3 separate regions of the Mus musculus genome follow, and all the other regions are linked to region 2. A link is a loop called in an ENCODE intact Hi-C map of the cell type or tissue named here. Cell type or tissue: left cerebral cortex. All regions are shown on one strand.

Region 1 (8,000 bases), 340 kb after region 2:
CTGTAGCATAGCTCAAGCAGGCCTGGAATTCATGCTTCTCCTTGCCTCAGCCTCCTGAATGCTGGGATTACAAGAGTGAGACGCAGTACTAGTGGTTTCTTATGGTAATGCGCAGAAGAAAAGAACTTGACTATATTTAGTATACAGAATCCACATTATATCAGTGAGACCCTCCAGTAAGGAGGAGGACTATACATGAATCGAGATTCATACCTGCAGGCTCAGGGAGGTGGGAAGAGAGTGTAGTCCTTACTGGCGGTCATTCATACAGCATTTTTGTGACCTTCCAGAGACATTATCTATAAAGAACGCCTGTGACGGGCAGGTTACTAGAGATGGTAAGTCAGGTCTGGGATTGGATAGGCTATGTTCCTATTCAAGTGGTTTCCTTTCATTCATAGGTTTTTTTTTTCTTTCTAAGAAATGATCTTTCCTGTACAGAAGCTGAGTTCTACGATGTCTGGATTTTTGAGACAGAGTCTCATTATGTAGCGCTGGCTGGCCTGGAACTCACTCTGTAGACCAAGCTGGCCCTCAAACTCAAAGAGGCCTGTCTCGGCCTCCCAAATGACACCATGCCTGGCTCCCTCCTCCTTTGTGTGTGTGTATGGACATGAGTGAGCTTAGTGCACACACCCATGGGTGTACAGGCCATAGCAGCTCATCAGGTGTCTTCCACTGTCACTGTACTTTACTGTACGGATAGGGTCTGTTGATGAGCTGGAAGCCTGCTGTTTCGGCTAGGCTGGCAGGCCAGTGAGCTCCCTGACGCTGCCTGTCTCTGTCCTACCACACTGGGGCTATCGGCACGCATGGCATACCTGGCTTTTTTTGTTTTTAACATTGTTACTGCGGATTCAAACTCAGATCTTCGTGCTTATGACACAAATGCTCTTACCCCAGCCCCTCCCACCCCACAAGCCTCCAAAATATCCCCAACACATTTTACCAAATAGAGAGATCTGATTTTCAAGTGCAAAACACTGCAGGAAGTGTGAAGCTGCCTCAGCTCTTCTCTGGAGTGGGGTGATTTTAATTAGGTAAGCATTTAGCTGGCATCAAGCACTCTGGGAGTGGAGTGTTATTTGGGGCAGGAAGACGGGTGGATGAAGAAGGGTCAGGTGCCTTTAGTTCTGCTTGCTATTCAGTAGCCAGACTCAAGTCAGGGTTCTCATGACCTGTGGGAAAGGTTTTAAGCATCAGCCTTTCTGTCCACTAAGGTCTTCCTGTCTGGATTTGCTTGTGTCCACTGTCTCTCCAGCCAAAACAAAAAAACAAATTCAGTTGAAGGGTATGTATAGACATATAAACCTTTCTTCTCCTACTTCAAAAAAAAAAAATGGAGGTCATTTCTATGTACATAAGTGTGTGCTTTGGCCAAGCAGTGGTGGCGCACACCTTTAATCACAGCACTTGGGAGGCAGAGGCAGGCGGGTTTCTGAGTTCGAGGTCAGCCTGGTCTACAGAGTGAGTTCCAGGACAGCCAGGGCTACACAGAGAAACCCTGTCTCAACCCCACCCCTGCCCCCCTGAAAGAAAAAGAAAAAAACAAACAAGTGTGTGCTTTGGTATATGATGAAGGTAAGCAGGCAGGTGCCGGGTGCCGTTGGAGTTCACACGAGAGAAGAAGGTCAGAGCTGGCTGTGGCTCCACCACCTGCCTCCACTTCCACAGGCTGTGGAGAACTTCATCTACTCTTGTGCTGGCTGCTGTGTAGCTACATACATCTTGGGCATCTGTGACAGACACAATGACAACATCATGCTAAAGACCACGGGCCACATGTTCCATATAGATTTCGGCCGCTTCCTGGGTCACGCACAGATGTTTGGTAACATCAAGAGGTAAGTGGCTTCCTGTGTGGAGGGCCAGAGTGGTTCAGGGCTGGGACACAAGACAGAGACTGGAGCAGCTGGGCCTCAGGGCACTGACCCTGGGCTGAGCAGCTTCTGGAGACCAGAAGACCGGTAAGGAGCTCGAGTTTGTGCAGGGCAAAGATCGGCTCTTCTTCCTCATTGGGGACCAAGCAAAGCGATGGGAAGCTTCGAACTAGTGGGGAGCTGGGAGAAGGTACTACTAGATCCCAGGTCGGAACACATGGTGAGGGGAAGGAAAGCAGACCTCGATTGATGGCGCTTACAAGATGACCTCCCTTCTCCGTATTGACCGTCTACCCTCTATGTCCCCTTGGCCCAGGGACCGTGCCCCGTTTGTCTTCACCTCAGACATGGCGTATGTCATCAATGGGGGTGACAAGCCTTCCAGCCGCTTCCATGATTTTGTTGACCTTTGCTGCCAAGCCTACAACCTCATTCGCAAGCACACCCACCTCTTCCTCAACCTTCTGGGCCTGGTGAGAAACTCCATCTCTTTGTGAGCCCTCTTTCTTATTACCTGGCTCCATCTTCAAGGCTGCCCTGGGTTGTTCCAGAGGATTCCTGGGGCTCCACTTCTTCCCTAAGGGCATCCAGACAACCCAGGGACAGTGGGGCCTGACCTCTTACTTTAGCCCCTCCATTTCTGTGGCCCTCTGCCACAGCATCTGCCTATAACCCCAATCAGGCAGCTTGTATAGAAAACCCTGGCCTACGGCAGAGAGGAAGCGATGCTGGGCTGCTGTTACCCGGTGCTCTCCTTTCCTCTTCCAGATGCTGTCCTGTGGAATCCCCGAGCTCTCAGACCTGGAGGACCTCAAGTATGTGTATGATGCCCTGAGACCTCAGGACACAGAGGCCAATGCCACCACCTACTTCACAAGGTAACACGCAGCACAAACCAGCACTGCCACCTAAGTAGTCCATTGGCTGCCTGCCAGGCTGGCAGGAGCAGGCTGGGCAGTGGGACAGGCTTAGCCCAAACGTTAAGGCCAGGGCTTGGATCTGCTATCCCCATTTTTGCCTTGGTAATCAGTTTGTTCCTGTCTGCATTCTGAGGCCAATATGTATAAGTAGCCCAGGCTGTCCTGGAACTCTCTCTATAGACCAGGATGGCCTCAGACTCAGAGATCTGTCTGCCTCTGCTTCCCAAGTGCTAGGATTGAAGGCATGTGCCACCACTGCCTGTCTCTTATTTGTCTCTTTACCAGGTCCCAACCACCGACTTTGTCTAGGAGTCAGGGTGGAAGCTGGATTTTATTAAAAGGTTTTAGTTTTAGTTTTTCAAGACAGGATCTTCCTGTGTAGCCCTGGCTGTCCTGGAACCTGTTCTGTAAACTAGGCTAGTCTTGAAGGAACTCTGAGATCCACCTGCCTCTGCTGGAATTAAAGGTGTGAGCCCCCACATCCAGTTTATAATCCTTCTTTTGGTCAGACTCTGGCTCTTCCACCAGACCTCACATAGAATTTAGTGTTTTTGAGCAGGGCCTAGTGTGGTCCTTGAATTCCATTTGATAGTACTAGGTGGGCATGTGCTGTTCCAAGTTTCCCTCGTCCCTTGGCAGGAGGGACAGGAACTCAGGATTCACAGACATAAACTACATGAGGTGATTGCGTCAATCAGGTGCTCTGAGACTATTACATTGGGAAGATAATTCAATCTGGTGGTTGTTTTTAGGACTCAGGGCTTGATAGCACACACCTGTCATCCTGGTACTTAACTTGAGGCAAGAGGATCACCATGAATTTGAAGCTAGGCTACACAGTGAGATCCTGTCCCCCTCCCTCAAAGAAGAAAAGAAATCTCAGGGTTTACAATATCTGCTTGGGCAGCTGTCAAGGCAAAGGCAGGTTGGGTCCCTGGCTGCATCCCCTGTTTCCCATGCTCAAACAGGTTGATTGAGTCCAGCCTGGGCAGCGTAGCCACGAAACTCAACTTTTTCATCCATAACCTGGCTCAGATGAAGTTCACAGGCTCAGATGACCGGCTGACCCTCTCCTTCGCTCCCCGGACACACACTCTCAAGAGCTCTGGCCGCATCCGAGATGTCTTCCTCTGCCGACATGAGAAGATCTTCCACCCCAGCAAGGGCTATGTAAGTGTTTCTCCTCTCTGACCCTCTGTTGCTCCCTGTCCACCGGCCTTCTTAGAGTAAACTCTTCCTCCACACCTGCACAGTGGGCCCTGGAGTTTACTGAGGCCATTGCACTGGGAGTAAACCCAGACAGACCAGTTCCCTCGCTGATGTGACCTGCATTAAAGTAGGCTCAGGCCGCTGAACTGGTTGGTAATTCTGTGAGTCATGTGTCCGGTGAGACACAGGTAGGAAGTCTCTGCTTTTAGGTTCCTGCCTGTGTGCTGCCTACCCTCTTATCTCTACTAGAGACTTTCCTTCGGGCATGTAACACACACCCCACACTCCCACGAACACAAGCACTCCTACTCCCCTCTAGTCGGTAGCGAGTCAGGCAGGAGTACTCTGAGTTTGTCCTTTGCAGGTATATGTGGTGAAGGTGATGCGAGAGAATGCTCACGAGGCGACATACATCCAGAGGACATTCGAGGAGTTCCAGGAACTGCACAATAAGCTGCGCCTGCTCTTCCCTTCTTCCTTCCTGCCCAGGTAGCCCCTCCCCCCCCCAGTCTTGCCAGAGCTGAAAGATGGGGGTGGGGGGTACGAGGGAGGGAGCTAGCAGGACTGCTGTTTGAGAAAGAACCATTTCAAACTGAGAATCTGTCAGCCTGGTGTTGGGCTTGGTAACAGGAGCGCCCCCTGCTGGCTCGTATCTCCAGACATCCCAACCGCCTTGCCCTAGTCTTGGAAAACAAAGTGTGGGGGCACCAGCCAGAAAGCAAGCCAGCTGAGCTGAAAGCAGGGCACTAGGTGATCTCAATGTGACTCGAGGTTTATAACATAGCAAAAGAATGTATGTGTGTGTATATATAATATAGATAATACAATGTATATATGATCATTTATAGTATAGCAATATATAATAACATAATATATAATTGAAATTAATATATAATAATATAATATGTATATATAATTGAAAGGGAAGGACCTTTGATAGCTACGTCATGCGCCTAAATGAAAGACGCCAGGGCAGAAGATGATTCTGTTTATTGGAGTCCCCCAGAGTAATCAGAGTCTTAGGGATGGAATGTAGACTTGGTGGCTGAGGTATAACAAGTGTGCTGCCTCAGTTTTGCAAGATGGAAAGAGTTTGGGACCTGGCTTCCGGGGTGTGTGTGTGTGTGTGTGTGTGTGTGTGTGTGGTGTGTACAGAGAAAGAGATAGAGCTGGATCAACCCAGGCACAGATGTGAGCACAGACTGGGGAGTCTAGTAGGAGTCAGGGAAGAAAGGTAACTAGAGATGCAAATGGAATGTCTAAGCCTTCAGACTCACTCGTGTCCCTATGTCTGTTTTCTGCCTCTCACACTAGCTTCCCTAGCCGGTTTGTGATTGGCCGCTCCCGGGGAGAGGCAGTGGCTGAGAGGAGGAAGGAGGAGTTAAATGGCTACATCTGGCACCTGATTCATGCAGCCCCTGAGGTGGCTGAGGTGAGTGAGTGGGTGTGGGGTGGGGGTGTGAGAGAAGTAGGTCTGAGTCCTAGGGAAGACATGAGCGGTCTGTACTCTTGAGGAATGACCAGTGCCTGGCTCTACCACAGATGAGAGAGCACAGTGTATGGTGGGTCTAGCCTCAGACCTAGGTTTGGTTTGTGGTGGGTCTAGCCTCAGACCTAGGTTTGGTTTGTGGTGGGTCTAGCCTCAGACCTAGGTTTGGTTTGTGGTGGGTCTAGCCTCAGACCTAGGTTTGGTTTGTGGTGGGTCTAGCCTCAGACCTAGGTTTGGTTTGTGGTGGGTCTAGCCTCAGACGTAGGTTTGGTTTGGTTTTGCTTTCATTTCCCATGCTTAAGTTAGAAACATTCTCCAGAGAAAGGCTTGTGTTTCAGCCCCAGACTAACTCCAGGATTTCTCCCGCCCCAGCTGTGCGTGCCTGTCAGTGGGGAAATCGGGAAGCGAGAAGTGCAGTACTATAGACTGCTTTTGGCCCAAAGTGGCCTGGATGTTTTTATTTACTTACCTTTGTCTGTTTTGTCTTTTGAGTTGAGGTCTCCTAGTTTTTATTTTTGGAGATGGAGTTTCTCTGGGTAGGCCTGGCTGTCCCAGAACTCACTCTGTAGACCAGCCTGGCCTCGATCTACCTGCTTCTGCTTCCTAGATGCTGGGATTAGTCCTGTGCCACCACCACAGTCTAGCTTGGGGTCTTGCTCTTTAGCTCAGGTTAGCCTAGAACTCACTTTGCAGACTAGGCTAACCTGGAACTTATAACAATCTACCCTTTACATTTTGAGTGCTGAGAGTATAAGATTTGGCTCCCCTACGCATCCAACCATCGGCTATTTTTTTTTTTCTTTAAAAAAAAGTGTGTGTGTGTATCTGTGTAAATAAAATTAACCCTTCCTGGGTCATGTCTTACTGAAGAGTGGCCCTGTTTTCTGGTCTGTTCCAGTGTGATCTGGTGTATACTTTCTTCCACCCCCTGCCCCGAGATGAGAAGGCTTCAGGCCCCAGCCCAGCTCCGAAGTCCTCAGGTACAGCACCTTCCTGGTGGCACAGCACCTTCCTGGTGGCAGTCCTGCCAAACCATAGCCCCACCTCTTTGGCAATCCTCTTTCCTGTTCAGTTGTTTACTTGGCCCAGGACTCAGGTTTTCCATCCGGGCTGTGGTGTCCACAGCTCTACGGCTGGGTTCCCTTGGGGACGGCTATTCAGGTAGTGATGACCCTATCCGATAGGGTACACTCATCCCTACCCAATCCCACATTGCATTCTAGAGCACCTGAGAATCAGAAACCTGACAGGCCGGGCAGGGCTTCAGGAAGGAAGTAGAAATGTCTGCCTGGCACCAACCAGGGGCACTCCTGGCCTATAGACTTCTGTTTCCTTTATTTCTGCAGATGGGACGTGGGCCCGGCCGGTTGGGAAGGTCGGTGGGGAGGTGAAGCTGTCTATCTCCTACAAAAACAACAAACTCTTCATCATGGTGATGCATATTCGGGGCTTGGTAAGTACAGGCACAGCTCTCCTGTGGTCTTTGGTCTTTCTGTTGGTAGTTTTTGGACGAATCAGTCTTTCTCCGCCCCTGGATAATGAGAGTGACCACAGAAATTTATTGAGCCTCCACCGCAGGCCGCCTATGCCAGGCCTGCGGCTGACCAGGCAATTCAGGCACAGCTGCTTGCTTGCTGTGGTCTGTGGCAGTGTCCTGGGTACTGAGAGCCTCTTTCTAAGATGATATTGGTGCCTCTTCCAAGGGTTGCTGTAGGGATGAAATAATAACATGGGAAGCTCTTGCCTTTCTGAGTAGTACTGTTGTGGTAGTAATTATAGTTTTATAAAGGAGAGACCTAGGGGGCTTCCTACCTGGCTGTAGTAATAGATACATGTAGACAGGTGATTGTAGACAGGGCAGCCCTTGCACTTCCTCCCGGCAGAGGCAAGGCAGTACCAGGTTCTAACAGCATCACGGATGGGCAAGGAACTTTTGTTGAACATTTGTGATGTGCAGCATCTTATATGGCTTACTTTGGGGCTCAGAAAACAAAGAAAAACTGAACCGAGTCAATCAAAGTGAATCAGTAGTTAGCTGGCCTTGAGCAGACAGCCTCTGCTCTCAGACTCGTGTCTCTACCTCTGAGGGCTTCAAGGGACCAATTGACAAGTTAATCATGGAGAAAAGATGCCTCAGAGACCCGATGGCTCATTTGCAACTGTAGTACAGGCCAGGCACATGATGCATTCGTTTCTTTAATCCCAGAGCTTGGGAGGCAGAGAGACCATTCTCTGCTTGTGTCAAGCCTGGTCTGTATAGTTAGCTCCAGGATAGCCAGAGCTATGTAGAGAGAGACCCTGTCTTGAAAAACTGAAACTGAAAACTAATCTATCTATCTATTCAATGTAATCACAGTAGGTGTTTTTATCAGAGTGTAATGAGCTGGGAATCAGACAGAAAGATTAGGTGCATGCCACAAAACGCCAGAGGGGGAGCAAGATATAATCTAGACCAAAGGGTAGCCTCAGGGACCATTAGAAAGTAGAAGATGCTGCCTGGAC
Region 2 (8,000 bases):
GGGGTCACATATCAGATATCCTGTCTGTCAGAAATTTACATTACAATTCATAGCAGTAAAAAAATTACAGTTATGAAGTAGCAATGAGATAATTTTATGGTTGGGGGCTGGGTTCACCATAAAATGAAGAGCTATATCAAAGTGTTGCAGCATTAGGAAGTTCTAGACTAAAACAACTGCTCAGAAATTAGAGAGCTCACCAGGAAACTAAATTCATACACAAGGATGTAGCTCAGTGGTGGAGTGTGTGTTGTGCATGGTGGGCCTTGGGTTTGATCCCTAGTACATCTAAAAGCTATGTTAGATGAATGCACTTAACCCAAAGGACACTATAAAGAAGGAAAAGGCCCGGGAGGGGGGCAGGGAGAGGGATAGACATGAGATGCACAGAGGGCAGAATGTAATATGGCAGGTTGAAATCCAATTAGCTCAATAAAACATTAAATGTAAGTAGATTAAATGCTCCAAAGACAAAGATTGTCACGTTGGACAGCAACAGTTGAAGACTTCAATACCCAGTACAAGAGAAAGAGAGAGAGAGCTAGAGAGAGAGAGAGAGAGAGAGAGAGAGAGAGAGAGAGAGAGAGAGAGAGAATCAGAGAAAATGATGCAGACACAAGCAGCTTCAACCACACTACACACCGCTTGGGCCTGAGAGATGTATGAAACAGTCTTTTTCACCAGAACACGTGTTCTTCTCAAACAATCATGAAGCATTTCCCAGGACCACCCTATGCTAAGCCAGGAAACAATCCTCGACTGCACTCATGGGCATTTATGTCGGAAAGTGTAAACTTATGCTTAAACAAGACCCTGCTCACAAGCGTCCCCAGCAGCTATGGTGGTTTGTATGAAAATGGCCCCCATAGACTCATAGGGAGTGGCATTGTTGGGGGTGTGGCCTTGCTGGAGTGGGTGTGAAGCGCATTTCAGGCCCAGTTTCTCATTCTCTCCCTGCTGCCCGTGGAACCAGATGTAGAACTCTCAGCCCCATCTCCAGCACCATGTCTGCCTGGACAGCACCATGCTTCCTGCCGTGTTGATAATGGACTAAACCTTTGAGCAGTAATCCAGCCCCAATTAAGTGTTTTCCTTTATAAGAGTTGCCATGGTCATGGTGTCTCTTCACAGCAATACAACCCTGAGACTGCAGCTTTGTAATAGCCAGAAGCTTAACACAAGACATCCTTTCACAGGACAATGTTTATGCAGACCACATTTTATAAATACTATTTTGAAACACCTGACACCGCTCTGGCTCCTACTCTTGTGAGCATCCCACTGGCAACTCGTGTGCATCTACGCACAGAGAAGTGTGAACTTCCAGAGTTTCCTTTCTTCTCCCCCAAATGACTCTCAGAGAGGTGCACGCAGCAGAGGCTCCTGGTGTGGGGTTGGGGAACAGTGTGCATGTGATTCTGGACAACTCCCTTCTTTAGTGGCAGGTGGCAGCCACTCTGGTCCTAGGAAGTGGGCACTTCACAGAGGGTCTTGTCACCTGCTCTTCTGTAAGTTTTCACCCTCCACACTGAGATACAAAATGGCCCCATACTATTACATTTTTTGTAATAAAATCAGAAAATTAAAACTAACTCTATATTGATGTTATTCATATGTTTCCCTCTAAAAAATACAAAATTTGGAGGCTGGAAAGATGGCTCAAGAGGTAAGAGCATATTAGCTGCCCTTCCAGAGGACCTGGGTTTAATTCCCAGCACCCATATATAGAGGCTCACAGTTGTCAGTAACTTCAATTCCAACATGTTCTTCTGGCCTCTGTGGGTACCAGGCACACATGTGGTCTACAGACATACATGCAGGCAAAACAGCCAAGTACATAAAAAATAAAAATATTTTTAGAAATACAAGACATTATGGTGGTCATTTTTAAATGTATAATATTTAGTCCCTTATATTAAATGTCTACCAATAGAATGTCTAGGTTGGTGGGCTTGAACATTGAAGCTATTTTGTTTTGTTTTATATGTTTTGAGACAGGGTCGTGGGTATCCCAGGGCTACTTCAAACTTGCTACATCTCCAGATACATTCAACCTAAAATTTTAGTTTTTTTTAAATGCCAAAATACCCTCTGGGAAAATCATGTGGATGTATCTTTCTACTACTGTTCACCTAGTGTGTTAGGGTTTAGTTTCGTTGTTGTGAAGAGATGCCATAACCAAGGTAACTTTTATAAAGTGTAACATTGAATTTGGCCTGGCTTACATCTTCAGAGGTTTAGTTCTTTATCAAAGGGTGAGAAGCATAGAATTGTTCCGGCAGAAATGGAGTTAGGAAGGAGCTGAGAGTTCTACATCCTGATCCATAGGCAGCAAAGAGGAGACTGTGTGTCACCCTGGGCATGGCTTGAGCATATGTAAGACCTCAAAGCCTGCCTCCACAGTGATAGACTTCCTCCAACAAGGCCACACCTACTCCAATAAGACCACACATTCTCACAGTGTCACTGCCTATGGGCTAAGCCTCCAGACACATGAGCCCTTGAGGGCTATACCTATTCAAACCTCCACACCTAGGAACACTGCACCAGGAATCATTTTAAAGAATCAGCTAAGATTCAAGTTTTAGAAGTGAGTTTCAGAGCCACCAAGGTGGGTCAGTGGATGCTTGCTGCACAGACCTGATAATCTGAGTTTGAACCTCAGAACCCATGTTAGAAAGAAAGAACACTCTCAAAAGTGGTCCTCTGATCTTTACATGCATGCTCTGACATGTGTATACCTGCACATGCATTCTCTTTCTCTCTCTCTCTCTCTCTCTCTCTCTCTCTCTCTCTCTCACACACACACACACACACACACACACACACACACACACACACAAGAAGGAAAGGAAAGAAGGAAGGAAGAGAGAGAGAGAGAGAGAGAGAGAGAGAGAGAGAAAGAGAGAGAGAGAGAAAGGGAAAGGGAAAGGGGAAGGGAAAGAGAAAGAGAAAGAGAAAGAGAAAGAGAAAGAGAAAGAGAAAGAGAAAGAGAGAAAGAAAAAGAGAAAGAAAGAGAGAAAGACAGTCTCAGATCAGGCTGGAGTGATGGCTCAGCAGTTAAGAGCACTGGCTGCTCTTCCTGATGACCCAGGTTCAATTTCCAGCACCCACATGGCAGCTCACAACTTTCTTTAACTTCTGTTCCAGGGAATCTGATATCCTCACACAGATACGTGTGCAGTCAAAACACCGATGTACATAAAATAAAAATAAATTGTTTTTTAAAAAGAAAGAAATTCAGTCCCAAGGGTGAAGTGTCCATCTGAGGACAACCCAATAGTGAGTCACTATCTAAAACATGAAAATACAGACAGGGGAGCTGGAGAGATGGCTCAGCGGTTAAGAGCACTGACTGCTCTTCCAGAGGTCCTCAGTTCAAATCCCAGCAATCACATGGTGGCTCTGATCTTTACATGCATGCTCTGACATGTGTATACCTGCACGTGCATCTGTAATGGGATCTGATGCCCTCTTCTGGTATATAGGCATGCACACACTATATACTTAATGCACATAATAAATAAGTCTTTAAAAAAATACAGACAGACAGACATCCCAGAGGCTACTTTTAGGCCTGTGACTTGGAGTAAGAATGCTAATACCACCTGTTGACCTGCCTTTGTCCTCCCCATTAGTAAACCTGCCTGGTGCTACAAAAAGAAGCTCCTCTCCAGAAGATGGTGGACCTTGGCCTCTGGGGCTCTGGGGCTATGGGGCACCTGCACACACATCCATGTGGCCTAAATGTCCAGACCAAGGCCAGTGGGGCCTCTGGGCTTCCATGCTAAGTAAGAGCCCAGAAAAGGCCAGCGACTAGAGGAAAAGAGTGCAGGGTTAGACAGCAGCAACCTGGACCTTGATGGATCTGCCTTTGGTTCGCTGGGGGAGCTCATTTCTTCTTTCTTTGGTCCTCAGTGAACTGATTTGTTAGTCTAGGCTAGATTTTGCAAACAACAGGTAAATGACCAATCAGTGAATAAGTTGTTCTCTTTGCTGAAGTTGTGTCTGGCTTTTCTTTATTTTTCCTCTAATGGGAAAAAAAGAATAATAACAGAACTGTCCAAATGCATTATACACAGCAAGGGTAGACATGGTTTCTCGAACCTTCTCTACACAGGATATCCTGGACTGCTGTGTCTATTGTAAATGTATTTCTCACAGGTGGTCTTAGGCGATGAGGCTTGAAAGCTGCTGGCTGAGAGGAACCCCGGGGTTGCCCAGGCTGGAGCTCTCAGCTGTGATCCACATTGATGTGGATGTCTGGAGAGACTTTCTACTTCAGACAAAATCAGCACAGCATACTCAGGGGTGCCCGGGCGGGGCTGAAGAGCCGGTGAACGCGACAATGTCCCTACAGAGACACTAGATGGCGCTACAGCTCCAGGTAAGGTTGACTGCATCTCCCCGCGGGAGGGTCTGAGCTCAAAGGACCCGTTGCTCTGGTGGGTACGGAGAGAGTAGCTGGCTGACGATAGAGAGCGGACCTCCTCTGCCTGTGCCCAGGGCACAGTACTGGGGCTTAGAAATAGACTGACTTAATAGGAAAACCCTCACTGAGCCCTTCAAAGTCAGAATGAGATGCCGCGTGATTACTACCTCTACTCGCCCCAAATGATGGGGTGCATAATAGAGCTGAAGAATCACGCAAAAAGGCTGCATAAGGGGACTACTCTACCTACGCTGGGGTGTACAAATCTGTCCCAGAAAGTAAGGCTCCCTGGTACTTGTAGACACTGGTGTCGACGATAGGGGGTGACAGAGCGCTGATGCTAGCATCAATGGGAGCGTCTCAAAGGCATAGGCAGTAAGGAGCCTCCAAGGCTTGTCTGTCCTTGAAGATAAATTCCAACTATCAAAGCGGAGGCCCAAAAGGACTAGCTGGAGCTGGCTCAAACATGCTCATGAGAGCAGATAGCTATATTTCGAAGACGTGTTGCTAAATATAGCCTTCGTTAAAAATTTACAACTAAATACATTAAAAATACGGCAAGCACTAAAACTCCTAATTTTCTAATGATTACGCTACAATCTAGTGTCACTGGGGATTTTTACATTTACTGTCTCTGTTGCTTGGGACTGCTCTAACTGTTACCACATGCAGTGATGGTACTCTGCCAGCTAGACACTGGCGGTGGAGGGAGACTAGACACCACCGAAACAATTGAGTGCTAGACATCAGGGCTGTGGTGTCAGCCGGCTGCTGCTGCTGCTGCTGCTGTGGAGAGCAGAGAGCTGAGCCAGCTAAGCATTTGCCAGCACACCACTAGGGCCTTCTTCCTCTACTCAATTCTTCCTTCTCGGAATCCACCCAACCAGCCACCCCCATCCTGTTAGACTAGGAGAGTCTTCTTTAGAAGCATGGGGGTTGGAGGCATGGCTGAGAACACTTCATGGCCTTCCGTGGCCAGGCAGGCATAGGGAGAGCTTAGGTCAGAGACTGGGTTCGAAGCTGGAACAAGCTCTTCTTTGCCCTCCCAGGACTTGGGCATCTGTGGCACAGGTGGAAAAAGGGAAGCCATGGAGACGGTCTAAGCAAAATGCTAAAGCCTTGGCACAGGAGCGAGGCCTGTGCCCAGGTGGCAGAACCAGGGCTTAGAAATAGACTTGACTTAATGGAAAATTCCTCACTGTTCAAGCCCTTCAAAGACAGGGTCAGACTGCTTGTGAATGCTCCTTCCTCCCCAAGTGACTGGACACATACTAGAGAGGTGAATCACACACACAGGACTGTGAAGACTTTGGGAACCTGTTACAGATCCTAGACCCCAAGTTCCCTTGGATATACTAAACTGGAATCCAATTTTTTCTTTAAAGATTTATTTATTTATGTATATGAGTACGCTGTAGCTGCCTTCAGACACAACACCACTACCACCTACCCCAGAAGAGGGCATAGGATCCCATTACAGATGATTGTGAGCCACCATGTGGTTGCTGGGAATTGAACTCAGGACCTCTGGAAGAGCAGTCAGTGTCCTTAACTGCTGAGCCATCCCTCTAGCCCTGGAATCTGAATTTTTAAGCTGATCCCTCAGTGACATGTAAACAATACTAACTGCATAAGCATTAGACTGCATTGGATGCCATCGAGATGGGTATGTCTCACATTATTATTTATAATGCCATACTGTATAGAAATGATCTATATTCAGGGAGCTGGTTATTATTCCCACCGTAAAAAGAATGAGGTGACTTTCAGAAACAGGTGAACATGAAATATGAGCTACAGTGTTAAGGAAAAGAAATAGTCATTCCTAAAACCGAAATTTGTTATCGACCAAGCAACTAATTAAAAATAAAATTAAACCCATACAAAAGAAAACATGAAGGTATATTTTTATAATCTTGAAGTATGCACTCTTGCATAGGTGTGGGCAAACCCACAGTTATAAAAGAAAAGAATACTATGCTTAAAGAATACTCTAGACCATGTATGTAAAAGCCTCATATTGCTATCTAGCAGAGGTTACCTGTGAAGGAATGGAAGTGGGCTGAAGAAATGGCCCTGTTGTTGTGGGCACTCACAGGGAGCCGAGTTCAGATCCATATACAACAAGCTGAGTGTTCAGAGCACACCTGAAACCCCCGGTGTCTGACAAGACCAAAGAGAGGTCCTTTGTCTCATCCTTTCACGGTAGGGCTCATCCGTACTCATTGATTTCTCATATTTTATTCAGTCTTGACTTTTGCACTCTTGCGTAAGTGTGCACGGGAAGATTCAGGGTCTTCCTTCCTCAGTCACACTCCTCTAGAAAGACCCTCAAGGTGTGCCACCTAGATGGATCCAAATCAGGCAAGTCAGGTCAGGCTGACGATGAGGGTGAACCAGCACAGCGTTCGAACAACAGTTAGACACATCACTTTCCACAGCTAACATTCAATTCAGCCTTGGTCTGCAGCTTTAGCCGGGTTCACATTCCTTTCTTGGCCAAACTGCACGTTTGGTTTTTCTGTTCTACTTTCTGCCTTTCCCCGCTGTAAATCGGGTAAGTGCACAGCCTGTATATTATGCCGTCTTGAAACTACCTCCTCCAAAAGTCCCTCACCTCTGAACTCATCCTTTCTCTCGATCTCAGAACATAAAGAGAATGCCACCAGAGGCTCTGCCCAAATGCATCATAAGTGGTGGCGGAGGTGTGTGGGGTTGCTGCTGGCTCGGGTAGGGTTACGTCGGAAGCAGAGAAGGGGCAAAGCCAGTGCTTACCTTGGCTTTTTCCTTTTTAAACGTATTTTTTTTTAAAGATTTATTTATTTATTATATGTAAGTACACTGTAGCTGTCTTCAGACACTCCAGAAGAGGGCTTCAGATCTCATTATGGATGGTTGTGAGCCACCATGTGGTTGCTGGGATTTGAACTCCTGACCTTCGGAAGAGCAGTCGGGTGCTCTTACCCACTGAGCCATCTCACCAGCCCTTTAAACGTATTTTTTAAAAAAAGATTTATTTATGAGCCAGGTATGGTGACGCACACTTTTAACTCCAGCCCTCGGGAGGCAGACGCAGAAGAATCTCTGTGAGCCTGAGTCCAGCCCGGTCTCCATGATAAGTTCCAGACCGGTCACCAGAGGCACCGTAGTGAGCTTCTGCTGGAAGAAAAAGTAAGTGAATAAAATATTTGTTTCTTTAATTTTCATTTTATGTATATGTGTGAGTGCGTGCATATATTTATGTGCACAGTATGTATGCCTACTGTCTTTGGAAACCAAAACTGGGCATCAGATGCCCTGGAGCTAGAGTTACAGGTGGTTGTGAGCTACCTGATGTGGGCACTGAACCCTCCAGGTCCTCTGAAGGAGCACAAAGGCTTTTAACCGCTGAGCATCCTCCAGGGCATCCTTTTCTTCATTTGGTCCATGGTCCTTGCCTTCGACCCTGTTGCTTCCCTGCTGTGTCTGCCAGACTAACTGGTGTGTGTGTGTGGGGGGGGGGGGAGGTCTGAGGATTCTCTGTCTCTGCCTTGAATCTCATTGTAAGAGCACTGAGATCAGAGGCGCA
Region 3 (8,000 bases), 210 kb after region 2:
CTAAACCTCCCTCAAATGTACACTGTCTAGGGGACTACTAGGACCAGTGATCCGGCTGCTTCCTTCCCAGAAATTGCATAGCTACATAGCAATTACAGCAAGACACCCAGGGGCCCTGTGTACTGCACTCCCTTATCAGCAGCACTGACTAGATAAGCCATGGGCAACCCACCCAGTCCGGGCCAATCAGAGTCCCTCCCTACAAATCTGGATTCGGAGCCAAGAGATTCTATTGTAGGCTTGACTTCTCCTTAGCCTCAGGTTCAGATATGCTAGAGGTGCCCTTTCCTTCCACGTACCAAAGCATGGACAGAAAACTAGTCTGCAGCAAGAAGAAAAAATGAATCTGATCCACAGAGAGAATTCCATGCCCCTGGATTGTGACCCATACCTTTAAGCCCAGCACTCAGGAGGCAGAGGCAGGCAGATCTCTGAGTTTGAGGCCAGCCTGGTCTACAGAGTGAGTTCTAGAAGACCCAGGACTAGACAGAGAAACCCTGTCAAAAAAAAAAAGAAAGAAAGAAAGGAAGGAAGGAAGGAAGGAAGGAAGGAAGGAAGAAAGAAAGGAAGAAAGGGAAGGAGGGAGGGAGGGAGAGAGAGGAAAGAAAGGAAGAAAGGAAGAAAGGAAGAAAGGAAGGAAGAAAGAAAGAAAGAAAGAAAGAAAGAAAGAAAGAAAGAAAGAAAGAAAGGAAGGAAGGAAGGAAGGAAGGAAGGAAGGAAGGAAGGGAGAGAGAGAGAGAGAGAGAGAGAGAGAGAGAGAAAGAAAGAAAGAAAGAAAGAAAGAAAGAAAGAAAGAAAGAAAGAAAGAAGAGATTTTGTACAAGTTCCTCATGTTTCTTTAGACTTGGTTCTGTCATTCAAAGCCAATAAAGTAAGTCAGATGTTCTTAACCAGGGGTGGTTTTGTTCTCAGGGGACATTTGGGGATATCTACAGGTATTTTGGGGTTATAAAGGCAGGAAGGAAGGGTGTCACCATCTAATGGACAGCCAGGTCCCCGAGCCATCTTGCAGTGCAGGACAGATTAGGAATCATCTGGCCCAAGATGTTAAGGATTGTCCAGTGCCGCGGTCCAGGGCCCCTGGTGACTTGAGACCTGTGCTTGCCTCCACAGTGAGACACCTGCCAGGATGCACATGGCCCCAGCACCAAAGACAAGCAAGCTGAGAGCCTCCTTATGTTCGCCATAGTTTTTTGGGGATTCTTTTATCTTGAATGATAGTGTTCTGGCGGGGAAAATTCTCACACCTTCAACAGCAGAGCCCTGCGGATCAATGCCAAGGCCCTGAAGAGTCATTAGTTTATATAAAGCCCTTAACATTCTACCTTGGAATTAATTATCTGGTAGAAATACTCCTTGAGGGCTGGTGAGATGGCTCAGTGGGTTAGAGCACCCGACTGCTCTTCCGAAGGTCCAGAGTTCAAATCCCAGCAACCACATGGTGGCTAACAACCATCCGTAACAAGATCTGACTCCCTCTTCTGGAGTGTCTGAAGACAGCTACAGTGTACTTACATATAATAAATAAATAAATCTTTAAAAAAAAAAAAAAAAAAAAAGAAATACTCCTTGATTGAAAACCTTACGTCCAAGACCCCCACAAGGACGGATCCCGAAGGGTGTTTAGTGCAGTTTTATGTAGATTGTAAGGAACCGAAACACTGACGAAATGACCCAAATCTTAGAGCATTTTTGTTCTTTCAGAAGACCTGGGTTCAACTCCCAGTACCGACATAGTAGCAAACAACCATCTGTAATTCGAGTTCCAGAGGATCTAACACTCCCTTCTGACCTTTGTGGACACAGGCATCCACATATACATACATTCATGTAGGTCAAAATCCATACACATAAAATAAGATAAATAAATAAACAGCCCACAGAAATGACCCAAATATCCAGCCATCTGGATCCGATGCACGCTAGCACCATGCCCATCCTGTAGCCTAGCCGCAAATACATGTGGTTGCCATCCACGCACAGTGAAACTCGTCAAACATTATCTATGGCTATTGCAAAGGAACAGGCTGCAGCTAGTTTTGTTTTTATGTATTTAAAATATGTTCTTCAGTTTTCCTACAGTAAGTACGTATTACTTTTTAAATTTTTAAATTTTTAAGTTTCATGTGTGTGGGTGTTTTGCCTGCATAAATGTCTATGTACCATTTGCATGCCTGGTGACCAAGGACTCCAGAAGAGGGCATGAGTTTCCCAGGAACTGGAGTTACAGAAGGTTGCGTGCTGACATGTGGGTGCTGGGAACTGAACCCAGATCTTCCAGAAGAGCAACCGGTGCTCTTAACTGCTGAGCCATCTCTGTAGCCCCGTATATTACTTTTCTAAATAGAAAAAAAGATGAATGTCACTAGAACTGAGGGCACTCTAAATGTAATGATTCATCCCCAAAAAAACATGTGCCAGACATTGGAAACAGAGCATCCAGGTGCCTGCCCACACAGGGCCTTGGGTGGTGAAGAAGGAATACTAGGAAGTTTTTAGCCACTTGGAAACTCACTATCCTAAAAAGCTTTCAAAGAGGTAATTTCGCAGGTAATGGTGTGTGTTGAGACTTCCTTAGGTAAGTATCATGATCAGACAAGCCCTAGTCAAGAGTACCGGTGGAGGGCACTGTTCAGCTCAATCAAGAGCCATGTTTGGCCTGCCAGAGTCAATAGGTTGTCTATCCCACTCCACCTGTTGCCAGCAAAGGACTCTGTGACTATGGTGGGCTGGTAGACAAGTCATTTCCATGGAGTAGAAAGGTGGGAGTCACCCAGTGGGATCTTAGGGTCAAGACCCACAGATAGAAGGGTTCATGCAGGGACAGCTAGGCCACAGGTTGGCATCTAGTACCAAGACCAACAGTCAGATTCTTTGTAGTATGAAAGCTGGAAGGATCCATGGTGAGGTCAAAGGGGCAGTCACTGTCACAGATTCAGTCTTAATAGCCCACAGGAAGAAAGGAAGAGAAGAGAAAGCAACGGCCATCAAAGAAATTGTTTTAGAAAAACAAGTATGTTTAATGCAGGCTGCCACAGCCGCACCTCCAGCCGACAAGGAGAACCTTCCCCTTCCTAGGAGCCAGTATGTTAGAGGCTGCAGAATATGGGGAACAGATAAAGACAACTGTGTCAACACTACAGACCCAATCCTGGGGACATGGAGGACAGAGAACTGTGAAAGGCTCCTGAGTCTGCCTCCTTCCTGGTGGGACAACAGAGAGGCTTCTGCCTTGGTGATGACCAAGAAGCCTGGCTGGCTATCAAAGGTACAAAGCCAGAGGACAGCTGCCAGGCTTGAGAACTGCCGTGCACACCGGACTAAGCCTCAAGGCTAGGAGATGCCTGTGATGGGATACCCTGGGTGGCTTTGCCTGGAAGGGGCTGGCCTTTTGCACTTCTCAGCGGCTGGCTAAAAGGCTCCACTCAAAGAAAGTTAATAGCTATGGCTGGAGACATTCTGGTCCCTTCTGTGACAGATGAGTTCGTTGAAAAGAAGTTCTAGGGCAGCCTGAGCTGGCTTCACTCTTACTTTGCTTGGTTTGGGCATATCTTGGGCTGAAAACTTCCAGGGCTGGAGAGATGGTGCAGCGGGTAATAGCACTGACTGCTCTTCCAGAGGTCCTGAGTTCGATTCACAGCAACCACATGGTGGCTCATAACCATCTGTAATGGGATCCGAAGCCCTCTTCTGGTGTGTCTGAGGACAGCTACAGTGTATTTGCATACATTAAATAAATAAATAAATAAATAAATAAATAAATAAATCAGAAAGAAAGAAAGAAAGAAGAGAGAGAGAGAGAGAGAAAGGAAGAAAGGGAGGAAGAAAGGAAGGAAAGAAACGAAAACTTCCAGGGGAAACACAGCGCCAAACAGGCAGTGCAGAGCCAGGGTCAAATGCATGTCACAGGACCAGACACACATCCCTCACCCACATTCCACATTATCACTTCAGTTGGAAAGTGAGGACGTTGGTGGCCTCCCTCCTCCAGTGTCCTCCCCTGTTTGTAAAGGTGGTGCCAAGACAACACAGGTAAACAGATCTCTTAGGAATAGCCAGCTCAGGGTTTGAGAGATGCCTCAGAGGTTAAAGAGCATAGTAGACTTGCATTGGATTCCCAGCCCCATTATGGCTTCTCACGATAAATCAGCTCTATAGGACCCACTGCCCCCTTGTGGCCGCTTGTGGGTACTGCATGAGAGTAGTGCAGGAAGAACACAAAACAGAAATTTGTTTGTTTGTTTGTTTGTTTGCTCATTCATTGCTGCTCTCGATGCTGCAGTTTTTAGTGTAATTTGAGATAACAGGCGTAAAATTCAAAGCATTCTGTCCTCGAATCAAAAGTGTTTTGTCACTCCCCTCCTGGCAGCAACTAGCAAACAGATCCATCCTTCCCCAGCTTCCCAGATGTCCATGGTGGCCTTCACCTGGTCCCCTTCCTCACAAACCCGGCCCTGATTCATCCCTCATGGGACCTCCGATGACCTTTCTCTGCGCTCCACAAATGCAATGCTCTGTCTTTTCTGCCTTTGTTTGGCCCTAATTCACCACGAGTCCCTTGGGCACAGACAGGCTGTCTTGACTTTTTTTTTTTTCCTAGCATAGTGCTGGGAACTGAACCCAGGACTCAAACATGCTAGACTCCCAACTGCCCCACAGGGCACATCCCCAGCCAGGAATGTTACTGACGATTCAGCAAATGTGCATGGGTTTTAATGAATGCGTGAATAACAGAATGTCTATGAATCATGTTTTACAGTCTTAGGAATGGTCATTATTAATCGTTTACTCCAAGGGTTCTCATTAATCACCCACTAATCTTCACTAGGCTGTATGGGGCCTTGGGCAATATGTAATGGAGTCTCGCCCCTGAGGACGTCACAAGGGAGAAGAGAAAGAATTTGCAGTGTCAGTAACACAAACGGATTAACACAACGTGTGCCAGAAGAGGCTGGCTCCGAGTTGTGATGGTGTGGCCAGGGAGCTTCCTGATGGAGGTGATGCTGGTCTGCCTCATCTGGGACCCAGCTCTTCAAGCCTGACCCACTTAGTCTAGCCTCTTCCTCCAGCTCACTTTCTGTCCTGTGTCAGACCCCTCTGCTCAGGCCACCAAGACCTCACAGGGCCACATTAGCCTGTACTACCCTGCGATGGTTTGTCTATGTTCAGCCCAGGGAGTGGCACTATTAGGAGGTGTGGCCTTGTTGGAGTAGGTGTGTCACTGTGGGTGTGGGCTATAAGACCCTCATCCTAGCTGCTGGGAAGTTAATATTCTGCTAGCAGCCTCCAGATGAAGATTTAGAACTCTCAGCTCCTCCTGCACCATGCCTGCCTGGATGCTGCCATGTTCCCACCTGGATTATAATGGACTGACCCTCTGAACCTGTAAGCCAGCCCCAATTAAATGTTGTCCTTATAAGAGTTGCTTCGGTCATGGTGTCTGTTCACAGCAATAAAACCCTAACCTAGACATGTCCCTTGCCTAGGCCTCCCCACCAGCAGAGATCATGGGCAGCAGGAGCTGTGGAACCAGTACCCACACACACTCTGGAGTCCACCAACCCTGGGATGAGTCTAGGCTCTGCTACCAGCTATGTACGCTGACATATTTACTTTATCCAAGCCTCTGTTTCTCGGAGTACAGAACAGGGACAATAGACATCAGTGAGATGCAGTTCTTAAAGGAACGAGAACTGGGCGTGGTTCCTGGGGCCCTCAAGAGATGACTACATAGTTGAGGGCAATGGCTACTCTTGCAGAGAACCTGGGTTCTGTTTCCAGTACCCAGATGATGGCTTACAACCATCAGTAACTCCAGTTTCAGGAGAATCCAAGAGATCCTCTTCAACCTCCGAGGGCACCGGGCAAGCCCGTACATACAGGCAGACAAAATGCTCATAAAAAAATAATAAAATAAATCTTTAAAAAAATGAAAGCCCTTAATAATGTAGACTCTGTTTACCTCTGGGATCTATAAAATTTCAGTTCTGTGGGGGTGAGAGAGAGGGCTCAGAGGTTAAGGTATTGGGTGTTCTTCCAGATAACCCAACCTCAAGTCCCAGCGCAACTGTTCCCAGAGGTCTGTTGCCCTCTTCTGGCCCCCATGGGCACAAGGCAGGAAAACTCATGCACATAAAAACATCCCAGGACTGTGCATCCAGGGGTGGGTGTTCTCTGGACTGACCAGGTCTGTTACTCAGACGTTTCATTTCATAGGCCCTGATTCTGGACTGCAGTCTTACATGGATTATCGAAGCCCAGATCTCCCATGTTTTATACGTCATTTCAGAATATTTTCTACGTACCTGAGGGAAGAGGTAAACGAACTTGTGGGTCCATTGGGAAAAAAAATGTCATGTTTTAACCTTTAATCCAACGAGACGTATAGGCAGGCAGATTTGCCCTAGTTGAAGAAACCAAATCCAAAAAAGTGAAAAGGATTTGTCCAAGGTCAGCAGCAAGCTGGTAGGAGACTGCAGAGAACTCATACTGTTCTCTACCACGTGTGGATGTTATCACCCACTAGTCCAGCGGTGCTCAGGACCCAGAGTTGTGCAAAAGCCTTTCTGGCTAATGCCGGCATTTGTCAGGTCTGGGAAAGACAATGCTGGAAGATCAGAAGTCAGACTGTGAGCTAGGAAGCTGGCTCAGCGGCTAAGACTGCTTGCTGTGCCATCATAAGGACCAGAATTTAGATCCCAGAAAGCATGTAGCAAGCTGAGCATCCCAGGTGTACCTGCAGCCCCAACTCCAACGGAGACTGAGAGGAAAGGATTGCTAGTGTCTGGCTTAGCAAAGAAAATGTAAACCCTAGGTTCAGGGAGAGATAGTGACCCAAGGAATAAACCGAGGGTGATGGAAGAGAGTGCTGGGTACCTTCTGCCTCTGTGCTCACATAGGTGTGCACACACCCCTACACAGACAGACAGACACACAGACACACAGAGGGAGAGAACAACACACACATATAGAGAGGGAGAAGGGGAGGGAGGAGAGAGACAGACACAGAGACAGATGCACATGCATAAAGGGAGAGACAGACAGACACACAGAGAAAGACAAGGGGAGGGAGGAGAGAGACAGACACAGATGCACAGAGACAAATGCACATACATAAAGGGAGAGACAAACAGACACAGACAGACAGAGAAAGAGAGAGAATACAGGCAGACACAGAAAGATAGACAGACACACATATACACACCAGACATACATACAAAGAAAGGAGGGGAGGGGGATGGGAGGGAGAGGGGGAAGGAGAGGGAGAGATGTTAATCCCTCTGGGAGTGCATGACAGCCCCACCCTGAGGTTTACGTCACAAGTCTAGAAGCTTCTCAATACTATCAAGTTGACAGATTAATCATGACATACAATACCACCTCCAGTGTCCTCTCGCCTCCCATCCCACAACTGCAGGAGCCCAGAGAGTCCTAGTAAACCAACTCTTTGCGAGGGACTGAGAGGCACGTGTTTGGGTATCTCAGGCCTCTGCTTCTCTAAGACTCACTCAGTTCTACTATGCTTGGCCCTTCTTCGATGGGGAATTGGAGAGCAGCCACAGCCAGCCTGCCTGGTTCAGGTGCAGAAGCCCAGAAGCCTGATGACGGGGCCCAGGTGCAGGATGAGGAATCCAGAGTCTATTGCAGAAGTGCTTGCCGGGCTAGCCTCGTCCTCTGCTCTCCAATAGCTGGTATCCAAAATGACAGCAGAATGGAGAGTATGGAGAAGGAAGGAATGTTTTACCTAAGCCAGTTCACTGGGTGGATTCAGGGAGAGCTGAAATATCAAAACCAGCACAGACAAAAGTCGGGAATAACAAAGGTGGGGAATGACACATCAAAGAGCCAAGCCCCCAAGGGAAGAGGGCTTCTAAAGCAACCCCGTGGCCCCCTGTTGGCCTCAGTGCCTGGCACACAGCCCCCTCCTGTTGAATCTTTGATGAAGAGAATGAGACCCAGTGGGGACTTGGGATCAGGTAAGTACTCTGTCCAGAATGCTA

The links. Peaks named below come from ENCODE experiments on the same cell type or tissue, not always from the same donor. Only the 100,000 strongest peaks of a DNase experiment are listed, where the experiment ranks them.
Region 1: a loop joins it to region 2, with 2.9 times the contacts of the local background. A loop is called at or near these places in 8 of 42 quality-filtered maps.
Region 3: a loop joins it to region 2, with 7 times the contacts of the local background. A loop is called at or near these places in 38 of 42 quality-filtered maps.

The regions. Positions count from the first base shown.
Region 1 is chr1:133,096,957-133,104,956 of GRCm38, forward strand. Pik3c2b (phosphatidylinositol-4-phosphate 3-kinase catalytic subunit type 2 beta) reads left to right here. Exons shown (of 33, transcript NM_001099276.2): 24 at 1,675-1,844; 25 at 2,197-2,353; 26 at 2,649-2,758; 27 at 3,769-3,970; 28 at 4,374-4,498; 29 at 5,324-5,441; 30 at 6,397-6,478; 31 at 6,845-6,951. Among named protein-coding and RNA genes, the nearest start is that of Gm51647, 7.3 kb to the left of the region's middle. In left cerebral cortex, a CTCF peak has its summit at 4,657 (motif pointing left); a DNase peak (open chromatin) is centred at 4,650.
Region 2 is chr1:132,754,420-132,762,419 of GRCm38, forward strand. No RefSeq gene overlaps it. Among named protein-coding and RNA genes, the nearest start is that of Nfasc, 17 kb to the left of the region's middle. In left cerebral cortex, CTCF peaks have their summits at 3,483 (motif pointing left), 4,367 (motif pointing right) and 4,750; DNase peaks (open chromatin) are centred at 4,368, 4,761 and 5,214; H3K4me3 peaks cover 459 bases; H3K27ac peaks cover 297 bases.
Region 3 is chr1:132,964,713-132,972,712 of GRCm38, forward strand. Gm38687 (a long non-coding RNA gene) reads right to left here and starts at 6,976. Exons shown (of 2, transcript XR_878531.1): 1 at 6,306-6,976. In left cerebral cortex, a CTCF peak has its summit at 4,182 (motif pointing left); a DNase peak (open chromatin) is centred at 4,173.